Linked DNA regions of Homo sapiens: region 1 is linked to region 2. The links are chromatin contacts, found by Hi-C or POLR2A ChIA-PET in ENCODE. All regions are on one chromosome and are shown on one strand. Each heading gives the region's core, a stretch centred on a gene start or an enhancer-like site at or near the end of the contact. The rest is flanking DNA. Distances are from core to core; before and after follow the strand shown. Region 1 overlaps IQGAP1 (IQ motif containing GTPase activating protein 1). Region 2 has its middle 32 kb from the start of ZNF774.

Region 1 (5,464 bases), core at 2,766-5,265, 140 kb after region 2:
TGTGCGTTTTGTTTGGGTCATCGGAGTAAAACTTTTTGAGGATGTGACTATAGAGTTTGAAGCATTTCCTTTGCTGTGGAATAACTTTTCAGACTTCATCAAAGGCGGAGGAAGTCGGGGGAGTTAAAGGAAAAATTGCTTAACATTGCCAGGCCCAGCTGGGTGAACTACACATTGGGTGGAATTGTTTTTTGTTTGTTTGTTTTTGGTTTGGGTTTTTTGTTTTGTTTTGTTTTGTTTTTTGTTTTTGGCATCACCTGAGCATCTAAGTCTCCATCAGCCATTTGGGAGTGTTTTTAAAAATATTTATCACTGAGTTACAAATTTAGAGAGCAAAAGATCTTAATTTAAATTTGGTCTGTAGTTTTATTTTCTTCTGATATCTTTGTGTTTGGTTTTGGTATCAGGGTAATACTGGCCTCATGACTTGAAGTGTTCCTTTTATATTTTCAAAGAGTTTGTAAAGGATTAGCTAGTTCTTTAAACATTTGTTACAAGTCACCAGTGAGGCCACGTGGTCCGGAGTTTTTTGTGTGGGGGATATTTTTTGTTTTGTTTTGAGCTGCAGTACTGTGTAGGAAAGGGGTCCCGATGCAGACCCCAAGAGATGGTTCTTGGATCTCACACAAGAAAGAATTCAGAGAGAGTCCATAGAGTGAAGTGGAAGCAAGTTTATTAAGAAAGTAAAGGAATAAAAGAATGGCTTCTCCATAGACAGAGCAGCCCTGAGGGCCGCTGGTTGCCCATTTTATATTTCATGATGATATGCTAAACAAGAGCTTTATCAGATCTTTTCTGAGCATGTGCACAGCCCACACATGCACTGTGGCCTCCTAGATCCCATCCAGGAATATGTCAAGTTGTCAGAGCTCTCCATGAACATCTCATTCTCCAGCTTTTCCTTATAAGGTTTTTAGTTAGTCTCTTGTTTGCCTAAACTGTTATCCTTAATGTTTTTGACAATTGCTTTTGGAGAAAAGGCTGTTTGCAGTGGATGAGCTCTTGGTCAGGTCAAATAAAGACAGCCATGCGAGTGTGACCTCTGAACAGGTCAGCTAATGACAGTTCTTTGGGAATGGGGCTTTGAAGGGATGGTAGGAGGGGCAGATTGGAATAGGGGAGTTTAAAGCACCACAGAACTCACTGTTCTTACTGAGTTTCAGCTGTTTTTCTTGAATGCATTCTCCAATTTCTGCAAGCCTTTGGTTAATTTCTACCGTATTGAAAAAACTGGCCGGGTGCAGTGGCTCATGCTTGTAATCCCAGCACGTTGGGATGCCAAGGCGGGTGGATAGTTTGAGCCCAGGAATTTGAGACCAGGCTGGGCAAGATGGTAAAACCCTGTCTTAACGAAAAATAAAAATATTAGCTGGACACGGTGGTGTGCACCTGTGGTCCCAGGCACTTGGGAGGTTGAGATGGAAGGATCACTTGGGCCTAGGGGGCTGAGGTTGCGGTGAGCCAAGATTGCACCACTGCACTCCAGCCTGAGTGACAAAGCAAGACCCTGTCTTTAAAAAAAAAAAAAAAAAAAAAAAAGGGCTGGGCGCAGTGCCTCATCCCTGTAATCCCAGCACTTTGGGAGTCCCAGGTGGGCAGATCACCTGTGGTCAGGAGTTCGAGACCAGCCTGGCCAACATGGTGAAACTCCATCTCTACTAAAAATACAAAAAATTAGCCAGGCGTGGTGGCAGGCACCTGTAATCGCAGCTACCCAGGAGGCTGAGGCAGGAGAATCACTTGAACCCAGGAGGTGGAGGTTGCAATGAGCACCACTGCACTCCAGCTTGGGTGACAAGAGTGAAACTCCGTCTCAAAAAAAGAAAAACTGATGCTGGTGATTGTTTGCCAGTGTACCAATGTTTTTTGTTTGTTTGTTTTTCATGGTGGAGAGGATTTTCAGAGGTCTTTACCATTTTCACTAATGTCACGTTTCTCTTCATTAAATTTAGTGTTTGTGGGACTCTTGATAAAAGTGGATTACTAGTCGTGAGTAGTACAGTCTGAATGCAAGACATGGATATCAGGGCTCCTCAAGAACTCATTTTATAATTAAGAATATGAATGACTTAGGCCGTGTGTGGTGGCTTACGCCTATAATCCCGGCACTTTGGGAGGTCAAGGCAGGCGGATCACTTGAGGTCAGGAGTTTGAGACCAGCCTGGCTGACATGGCGAAACTCCATCTCTACTAAAAATACAGGTGTGGTGTACACCCCTGTAGTCCCAGCTACTCAGGAGGCTGAGGCAGGAGGATTGCTTGAACCCGGGAGTAGGAGGTTGCAGTAAGCTGAGATCATACCACTGCACTCCAGCCTGGGTGACAGCGAAGCTGCATCTCAAAAAGGAAGAAAGAATAAGAATGACTTAAATCGGCTGGGTGCGGTGGCTTACACCTGTAATCTTTGTACTTTGGGAGGCTGAGGCAGGTGGATCACGAGGTCAGGAGATCAAGACCATCTTGGCTAACACAGTGAAACCCCATCTCTACTAAAAACACAAAAAAAAAAAAAAAAGAAAAAAAAAAAATTAGCCCGGCATGGTGGTAGGCGCCTGCGCCTTTAGTCCCAGCTACTCGGGAGGCTGAGGCAGGAGAATGGCATGAACCCAGGAGGTGGAGCTTGCAGTGAGCCAAGATCGGGCCACTGCACTCCAGTCTGGGCGACAGAGCGAGACTCTGTCTCAAAAAAAAAGAATGACTTAAATCTCTCTCTGACCTCCATGTGTGTATATGCACTTATGCACACATGCTTATATACATGTAGCTAGTAATCAGCTGGTTCACACCAGCACAGCTGTACCAGTTGTTAGGACATTGAAATTCTTTTATTTTGTTTGGTACATTGTTACTGTCCCAACCCTCCCATATCTTTGCCATCACTCCCCAACTCTAATTGAAATCCCACTATATGGCAACTAAACCAGCAGTGACCATAAGGACTCTGCTCCATCCTGATTGGTCAGTGCTTATGTTGTGTAGTTGATAAACGTGTTGTACAGATTTGTGTATGTGTGTTTATGTGTGTATGTGGTATATATGTGGTTATATATTTATATATGTAATATTGGGTCTATCATCACACATGCAAACCAAGCCACATAGTAAGTAAAGTCTTTTTAAAAAGTTTTGAGTGATGAGAAGTGCCCTTTAGAGGGGTGTGTGAGTGTGTGCTTTCCATATATACATGTACATAACATAGTCATTCCTTTGCCTCTTCCCCCTTTTCCTGTGTTTGTGGCTTCTTCACCTCTTCTACCTCCAATCATTGCCCACTCTTTTTTTAAATTCTGACTTCTGGTCCCTATCTCTTTACCTCTTCTGAAATGCAATCAGCGTGTTTCTAAGTGTCAGAGTTGTTAGGGAGCTGTGCTTGAATATATCTTAGATAGCATTTTTACAGCAAATCTGTTTTCTCTCCATAATATCTAGCCTGGGCTTTAACACTCTGCTCAGTCATTTGAGTTAATCTTTAGGTAATCTCTTTAAAACAAATTTTACCAGAAGGATTTGGGTTTTGTCATTTTATTCAGTCTAATTGGAGCAGAAAGAACCTGTTCTTTCTTCTTACACTGGGATGAGGTGTAGTGTATGCTGTCTCTCTTTCCTTCTTCATTCTGGTGAGGGGCTTTTCTGTATTAATGTTTCCCTGAAACACCTGAGACACCCATCCATTCACTTTTTCTTGCCTTTCATACTATTGCTCTATTGCTTATTTCTTAAGGAGTATGTATGAAAGGTTTTACTTTAATCTGCATGGGGCAGGGAAGAAAGAATTCTGAATGCTTAGAAAGGTTCTACCTTTCTCAATGCAAGGGAGGTTGTGCTAAGTCTCACAACTTTGCTTACAGCAGATTCTGCTCAGATATCTGTTGTATGATTATCCCAGAAGTGAACCCAAAATGGCTTGATTCTGTGGAAATGCTTCTGTTTTTATGATACGAGGATTTTTCTGCTGCTTCTCTTGGAGACTAGACCATCAGCCCTCTCGCTTATGACTTCACAATTTAAGTTGTCACAAGCCTGCAGCTGACTCATTGTATTGTCTCACATTGGAACTATTGTCTAGTATTTCCAGTAGTTATTCTTAGGACTCTAGGGGATGGTGTGTGGTCATTTTCTATTTTCAGTAATAGAAAGCGACTAGTGGTAGGAAGGTACTAGGTTCTGCAGCTTTTAAGTGATTTATTTGTTCTTGCATTCTATTTATCTGTTTACTCTTTCCCTTTCCCAAGACTGTGAGCTTCTTAAAATTGGGACAGTGCCTCTTAGAATTGTAAGGCCAGCACCTACCATAATTAGGTTAAATGATCTTTCTAAAAGACTGCATTTAAGAGAAATCACTGCTTTCAATTTCAGATGCTTTCCTTTGGCCTTATCCTGTCACCTGCACTCTTTATAAATTGCAGGGATTGTGGCTGCTTCACTATATGGAGTGAAATGTTGTGTCTTTCTCTAATAAAACAGGAGGAAAGCCAAGCCTTCCCTAAGGTTTTGTGACTTCAACTGTTGGGCAGTGAAACGTTTCACTTTGCCTCAAAGCTCAGACCCTGCCTCATTTAGGCACATAGTTATGGTGATTTACTAAGTTCTTTATTCTGCCTCATTCATGCCTTGGCAAATTATATTCACATCGAGCAATCTAAATGAATTTTTGAGCTGCTATTTATACCAACTGCTGTTAGCTCAAGCCTCAGGAGTATGTTAATTTTGTTGGGTCTGCGTAGATCACCACAAACATGACTCTCACAACCTGGCCACTTTAAAACCTGAAGTGCCTTGTCTTTTCTAGAGAAGATTGCCCCAGTAATCTGCTGAATTGATGCTCTCTGTAAAGACCTTACAGGCATCTTAATAAAGAACCCCCACTCTTTTGAGATCGTTGAAACCTACATAACCTCAGTATGACCATGGAAATCTAATGGGGTATCAGCAGTGGTTTCTGATTCTATCACACTGAGAGTAGGTAGAAGTAGAATCCTATTGTGCTAACTCTCAGTAACAGTAGTGACTACCTGGGGCTAATCCATAAGCTACTTCCCCAAATTGAAATATGGCAGCCACATTCTTGAAAATTGGAAGATAACGGCCAGGCGCAGTGGCTCACACCTGTAATCCCAGCACTATGGGAGGCCAGGACGTGCAGATCACAAGGTCAGGAGATTGAGACCATCCTGGCTAACATGGTGAAACCCCGTCTCTACTAAAAAAATACAAAAAATTAGCTGGGCGTGGTGGCGGGTGCACGTAGTCCCAGCTACTCGGGAGGCTGAGGCAGGAGAATGGCGTGAACCTGGAAGGCAGAGCTTGCAGTGAGCCGAGATCACGCCACTGCACTCCAGTCTGAGTGACAGAGCGAGACTCTGTCTCAAAAAAAAAAAAAATTGGAAGATATTAGAGGAAGGTATTTCTACTAATCTAATTCTGTTTAAAATGCCATTCAGAGCAAATGGTCACCAATAAGCGC
Region 2 (5,822 bases), core at 1,544-4,043:
TAAATGTTTGTGGACAGAGGCCTAGCTTTAAAACATATGGAACATCTATACCTTGGAATTCTATTCAGCCATTTAAAAAAAATGAGGTTGATTTCTACATACTTTAATTAATTAATTAATTAATTTACTGGAGACATAGTCTCACTCTGTTGCCCAGGCTGGAGTCCAGCGGCACGATCTCGGCTCACTGTAACCTCCACCTCCTGGGTTCAAGCAATTCTCCTGCCTCAGCCTCCCGAGTAGCAGGGCTAATTTTTGTATTTTTAATTTAATAGAGATGGGGTTTTGCCATGTTGGCCAGGCTGGTCTCGAAATCCTGACCTCAGGTGATCCACCCGCCTCGGCCTCCCAAAGTGCTGGGATTACAGGCATGTGCCACCACACCTGGCCCCTTTTTTTTTTAATGTATATGCGTATGGTGTAGAGGCCAAGAGGATAAGTTCTTCTTGGCCTTCTGAAGTTTCCCTGAAAAATCAACTTGGAAAAGACAGGTTAATAAGAGAAAAAGCACACAGATTTATTTAACAAGTATACAATTAATGAAGATTCAAAGATACAGGTGGAATTGTCCATTTTTATGCTTAGGTTTAACAAAGTATGGAGAGCCATGTAAAAATATGATTGGGCCAGGCGCGGTGGCTCACGCTTGTAATCCCAATGCTTTGGGAGGCTGAGGGGGGCGGATCACCTGAGGTCAGGAGTTCAAGACCAGCCTGGCCAACATGGTGAAACCCTGTCTCTACTAAAAACACAAAAAAATTAGCTGGGCATGGTAGTGGGCACCCGTAATCCCAGCTACTTGGGATGCTGAGGCAGGAGAATCACTTGAACCCGGGAGGCGAAGGTTGCAGTGAGCTGAGATCATGCCATTGCACTCCAGCCTGGGTGACAGAGCAAGACCCCATCTCAGACAAAAAAAAAAAAAAAAAAAGACGTACAAATGGCCAACAGTTATGAAAATATCCTCCATCTCATTACTCATAATGGAAATGCATAGCAAAACTACAATGAGATATATCTCACCCCAGTTAAAATACCTCTATCCATGGCGAAACTCCATCTCTACTAAAAATACAAAAATTAGCTGGGTGTGGTGGCATGTGCCTGTAATCCCAGCTATTAGGGAGACTGAGGCAGGAGAATCGCTTGAACCTGGAAGGCAGAGGTTGCAGTGAGCTGAGATTGTGCCACTGCACTCCAGCATGGGCATCAGAGCAAGACTCCATCTCAAAAAAAAATAAAAATAAAAAAATAAATAAAATAAAATAAAATATATATATATATGGACAGAAAGAATATGGTCTACTGCTAATAGACTGAGTGGGGAAACCCAGCCCAGCCTGTCTCTCCAGATTCTTGGACTTTCTCTGCAGCATTCCTTCCTTCTGGGTGAGGGGCAGGGACCTGCCGGGAATGGAGGTCTTATGATCTACAGTCAAACAAGTTAAGTCAGATAATTTTTTTTTCTTGAGACTGGGTCTTGCTCTGTCACCAGGCTGGAGTACAGTGTCGTGATCACGGCATACTGCAGCCTCAGCCTTCTGGGCTAAAGTAATCCTCCCACCTCAGCCTCCCAAGTAGCTGGAACCACAGGGGTGCACCGCCACACCAGGCAAATTTTTTAATTTCTATTTTTGTAAAGACAGGGGGTCTCCCTATATTGCCCAGGCTGGTCTTGAACTCCTGAGCTCAATTAAACCTTTGCCTCTGCCTCCCAAAGTGCTGGGATTACAAGCATGAGCCACTGCACCCACCTAGATAATTTTTTTGTTTTGTTTTTATTTGAGACAGAGTCTCGCTCTGTCACCCAGGCTAGTGTGCAGTGGCATGGTCTCGGCTCATTGCAACCTCCACCTCCTAGATTCAAGCCATTCTCCCACCTCAGCCTCCCGAGTAGCTGGGACTATAGGCACACGCCACCATGGCTGGCTAATTTTTGTATTTTTAGTAGAGATGGGGTTTTACCACGTTGGCCAGGCTGGTCTCAAACTCCTGACCTTGTGTCATCTGCCCGCCTCAGCCTCCCAAAGTGCTGGTATTATAGGCCTGAGCCACTGTAGCCGGCCCAGTTAGTTTCTTTATGGGCAGTTTGACACAGAAAGGTGGAGGGGAAATTAGAGTCATTTTTTTGTTTTGTTTTTTTGAGATGGAGTCTCACTCCGTCACCCAGGCTGGAGTGCGGTGGCGCGATCTCGGCTGACTGCAACCTCTGTCTCCTGGGTTCAAGCGATTCTCCTTCCTCAGCTTCCCAAGTAGCTGGGACTACAGGCACACGCCACCACACTCAGCTAATTTTTGTATTTTTAGTAGAGATGGGGTTTTACCACGTTGGCCAGGCTGGTCTCGAACTCCTGACCTCATGTCATCTGCCCACCTCGGCTTCCCGAAAGTGTTGGGATTACAGGTGTGAGCCACTACACCCGGCCTAGAGTAGCATTTTTAAGTTTTATGGCTGACTATAGGGAAAAGGGACTCTGATTTCTATGGGTAACCGCAGGGGAGAATGGTACTGAGAGAAAGGCATGGAAGAGAAAGTCAGAGGAAAACGTTTGCTTACGAAGCTGCTGCTGAGGTTCTCATTTTAGGCTATTGTTTTCTGAGCCCCAGCAGTGGCCAGCTGTACCATAACAATCAAGATGCATTTAAAACTTTTTCTAAAAACTAGCTCTATCCTTTAACTACTGACTTAGCCAATTACCTCCTTCTTAGAGCTACTCCTTCTCTGGGATTGCCCAGGAACCTGAGGCATATGTCATGCACAAAGGAGTCCTGTGGACATTCATACCCTTTGGAGCGGAGCCCAGGAGTCCCTAGCGGTGGTCTGTGGCTGTTTCTGCCCTTGCTCTTAACCACCACAAGGTGTCACTCTTCGCTGCTCCTGCGCGTTCCCACCAAGGCGGTAACTGCTGGCCAGAGAGGAAGAATTTCCTCTGTCCCCGCACTAGCTAATCCAGAGTCCTTACCAGTTCCCAGGGCTTCATAGTACCCAGCCCTTTCAGGCCCCCGCAAAGCCTCGCCCCGCAAGCCCGCCGCCAGCCCCAGCACTATGTCAGGACTGGCTCAGAGGAACACCCATTCCAGACAATAACAACTTTTTCTTTCTTGCCCAGGTGTTTTCAACCCTTAAACCAGACTGGGCTTGTTCTATTTTTACTTTTTAAAATTTTAACTCCTCTACTATCATTCCCAAATGGGCTTGTTCTAATTCCTTCCCGGACCATAGAGCTACAAACTTCCCCGAAGAGCGACTTCCAATTGGTTTTTAGGCATCCTTGGTGTGCCTTTCATACATAAAGGTAGGTCAAGGGTTCCCTACCTTCTCTGACAATAGAGCCTGATTGTCTCCAGTTGGAGGACCAGCCCTTAAAACAGCTAAATTCCTTTTACTTTCCCTAGAGGAAGGGGAGCTCCGTGGGGAGTCAGCTACCCGGGGGCAGACTTTCTGGCATTCTTTGGAAAAGCAGTGAAAATAAAACTCACAAGTTACATCTTCAGCAGAGTATCTGCTACATATGAATATATTGTACACATATTTTTATATGGTTGCAAACATAAAACATATAGGTCCATGTCCTGATTTTTCATGTACTGCAATGTATGTTGAGTATTTTCCCATGTCGTTGTAAATTCTTCATAAGCATTATTTGCAGTGGTTGAATGATCTTTTTTCATGATAGGGTTCTATTGTAATTTTGTAATAATTTTCTTATTTTTAGACACTGATCATTTTGTTTTTTGCTGTATTGACTATTCTTATATATTTTTATATATATTTCTGATTATTTCCTTATAAGAGACCTAGTATTGAAATTACTGAGTCAAAAACATTTGCAAGTCTTTTTATTCATGCTGCAAAAAACTTCCTAGAAAGCTTGCATCATTGTGTACTATCAACACCAAGTACCATAAGGAATGCACACCTAATTGCACCCTAATCAAAAGTAATGAAAACAATTTTATAAATCTCTCTTATCAGTGCACTGGTAAAAAAGATGTTTTAATTTGCAATTAGGCTGGACGTGGTGGGTCACGCCTGTAATTCCAGCACCTTGGGGAGGCCAAGGTAGGAGGATCACCTGAGGTCTGGAGTTCGAGACCAGCCTGGCCAACATGGTGAAACCCCGTCTCTACTAAAAATTAAAAAAAATTAGCCGGGCGTGATGGCATGTGCCTATAATCCCAGCTACTCGGGAGGCTGAGGCAGGAGAATCACTTGAACCTGGGAGGTGGAGGCTGCAGTGAGCTGAGATCCCGCGATTGCACTCCACGCTGGGCAACAAGAACAAAATTATCATCTTAAAAAAAAAATCAATTAATTACTAGTATAAATTAACATTTTAAAATTTGTATTTCTGTTTTTTATAAATTGTTAGCAGTTTTTACTTATTTATTTACTTAGAGACGGAGTCTTGCTCTGCTCCCAGGCTGGAACATAGTGGCAAAATCATAGCTCACTGCAGCCTCCAACTTCTGGGCTCAAGGGGTCCTCCTGTCTTGGCTTCCCAAAGTACTGGGATTACAGGCATGAGCCATCATGTCTGGCCCTTTTACTCATTTATTTATTGGGATCTTAATTTTAAAATCCATTTGTATGACCCCTTTATTTATTGAAGATACCAATCTATTGTCTGCTATATTGTTATAAGTGTTTTCTCAATAAATATATTGCTTAATTTATAGTTTTATGAATATTTTTGTCACAGGCTGAACCCCCAATTTTGGGATTCAGTCAACCTGGGAGGCCACGTGGGTTCTTGGCTTTGCACAAGAAGGAATTCAAGAGCAAGCCAACAGAATGAAGAGAAAGCACATTTAATAAGAAAGTAAAGGACTGCTGGGCTTAGTGGCTCACGCCTGTAATCCCAGCACTTTGGGAGGCTGAGGCGGGTGGATCACCTGAGATCAGGAGTTCAAGACCAGCCTGGCCTGTTAACATGGCAAAACCCCATTTCTAGTAAAAATACAAAAATTAGCCGGGCATGGTGGCACGCACCTGTAGTCCCAACTCCTTGGGAGGCTGAGGCAGGAGAATCGCCTGAACCCGGGAGGCAGAGGTTGCAGTGAACCAAGATTGTGCCACTGCACTCCAGCCTGGGCGACAAAGTGAGACTCCATCTCAAAAAAAAAAAAAAAAAGAAGCAAGTAGAGGATTTTGGGAGGCTGAAGTGAGTGGATAACTTGAGCCCAGGAGTTCGACACCGACCTGAGCAACATACGGGGACCCTGTCTCTACAAAAACATTTAAAAAGTAGCTAGGCTTGGTGTTCTGCACCTGTAGTCTCAGCCACTTGGGAGGCTGGGGCGGCAGGATTGCTTGAGCCCAGGAGGTAGAGGCTGCAGTGAGCTATGATCATGCCACTGCACTCCAGCCTTGGCAACAGAGCAAGACACTGTCAGTAAATAAATAAAGCAAGCAAAATCCCCTGGTGACCATCCAGCAGGCTCCAGAGACAAAAACTCCTTATCTGAGGAATTTAGAAGTAATTAGACTTTCCTATTATCTAAAGACACTTGGTTCCAGGCCTCTTTTCAACTTAAAATGTGTGAGTAACTAGGATTTCTGTACATCCCCAGAATGCATGCATGCCGAAACTCATTGTTCAACCCTTGCTAACATCAAGGCAACAAAATGTCTAAAAATGTAATCATTTATCGTGCAAGTTACCCTTCATCTCCTGCTTTAGGTCCATAAATATCCCTAAGGAAAAGACCACCGCAGTGGCTCAGTGCTCTTGCTGACGTGCCCCACTGCACTTTTCTGCAACGTTCCTTCTTTCTATGGTAATAAAACCTGTACTGTTGTCAGTAAATTCTTACCAACC

The links. Hi-C counts contacts between places; a loop is a spot of excess contacts on that map. ChIA-PET counts read pairs that join two places held with the same protein, here RNA polymerase II (POLR2A). Pooled maps may share reads with other maps.
Region 1: a map of MCF 10A shows a loop between it and region 2 (4-fold over the local background). The contact joins two enhancer-like sites. A Hi-C loop is called at or near these places in 25 of 168 maps with a recorded cell type or tissue (Calu3, GM11168, GM13977 and 17 more), 1 of 37 single-sample maps with no recorded cell type and 8 of 50 pooled maps. POLR2A ChIA-PET finds 5 or more read pairs at or near these places in 7 of 52 experiments (Caco-2, HEK293, MCF 10A and 4 more).

Annotation. Positions count from the first base shown.
Region 1 is chr15:90,459,485-90,464,948 of GRCh38, forward strand. The region is part of intron 15 of IQGAP1 (IQ motif containing GTPase activating protein 1); the gene reads left to right. Among named protein-coding and RNA genes, the nearest start is that of CRTC3, 68 kb to the right of the region's middle. RefSeq lists an enhancer at 4,109-4,198. Within about 2 kb of position 4,016, at least 5 of the 41 ENCODE cell types and tissues checked have a DNase peak (open chromatin) inside an H3K27ac peak, as active enhancers do; they include gastrocnemius medialis, where a contact is called at or near this core.
Region 2 is chr15:90,317,343-90,323,164 of GRCh38, forward strand. No RefSeq gene overlaps it. Among named protein-coding and RNA genes, the nearest start is that of ZNF774, 32 kb to the right of the region's middle. RefSeq lists an enhancer at 2,712-2,821. Within about 2 kb of position 2,794, at least 6 of the 41 ENCODE cell types and tissues checked have a DNase peak (open chromatin) inside an H3K27ac peak, as active enhancers do; they include gastrocnemius medialis, where a contact is called at or near this core.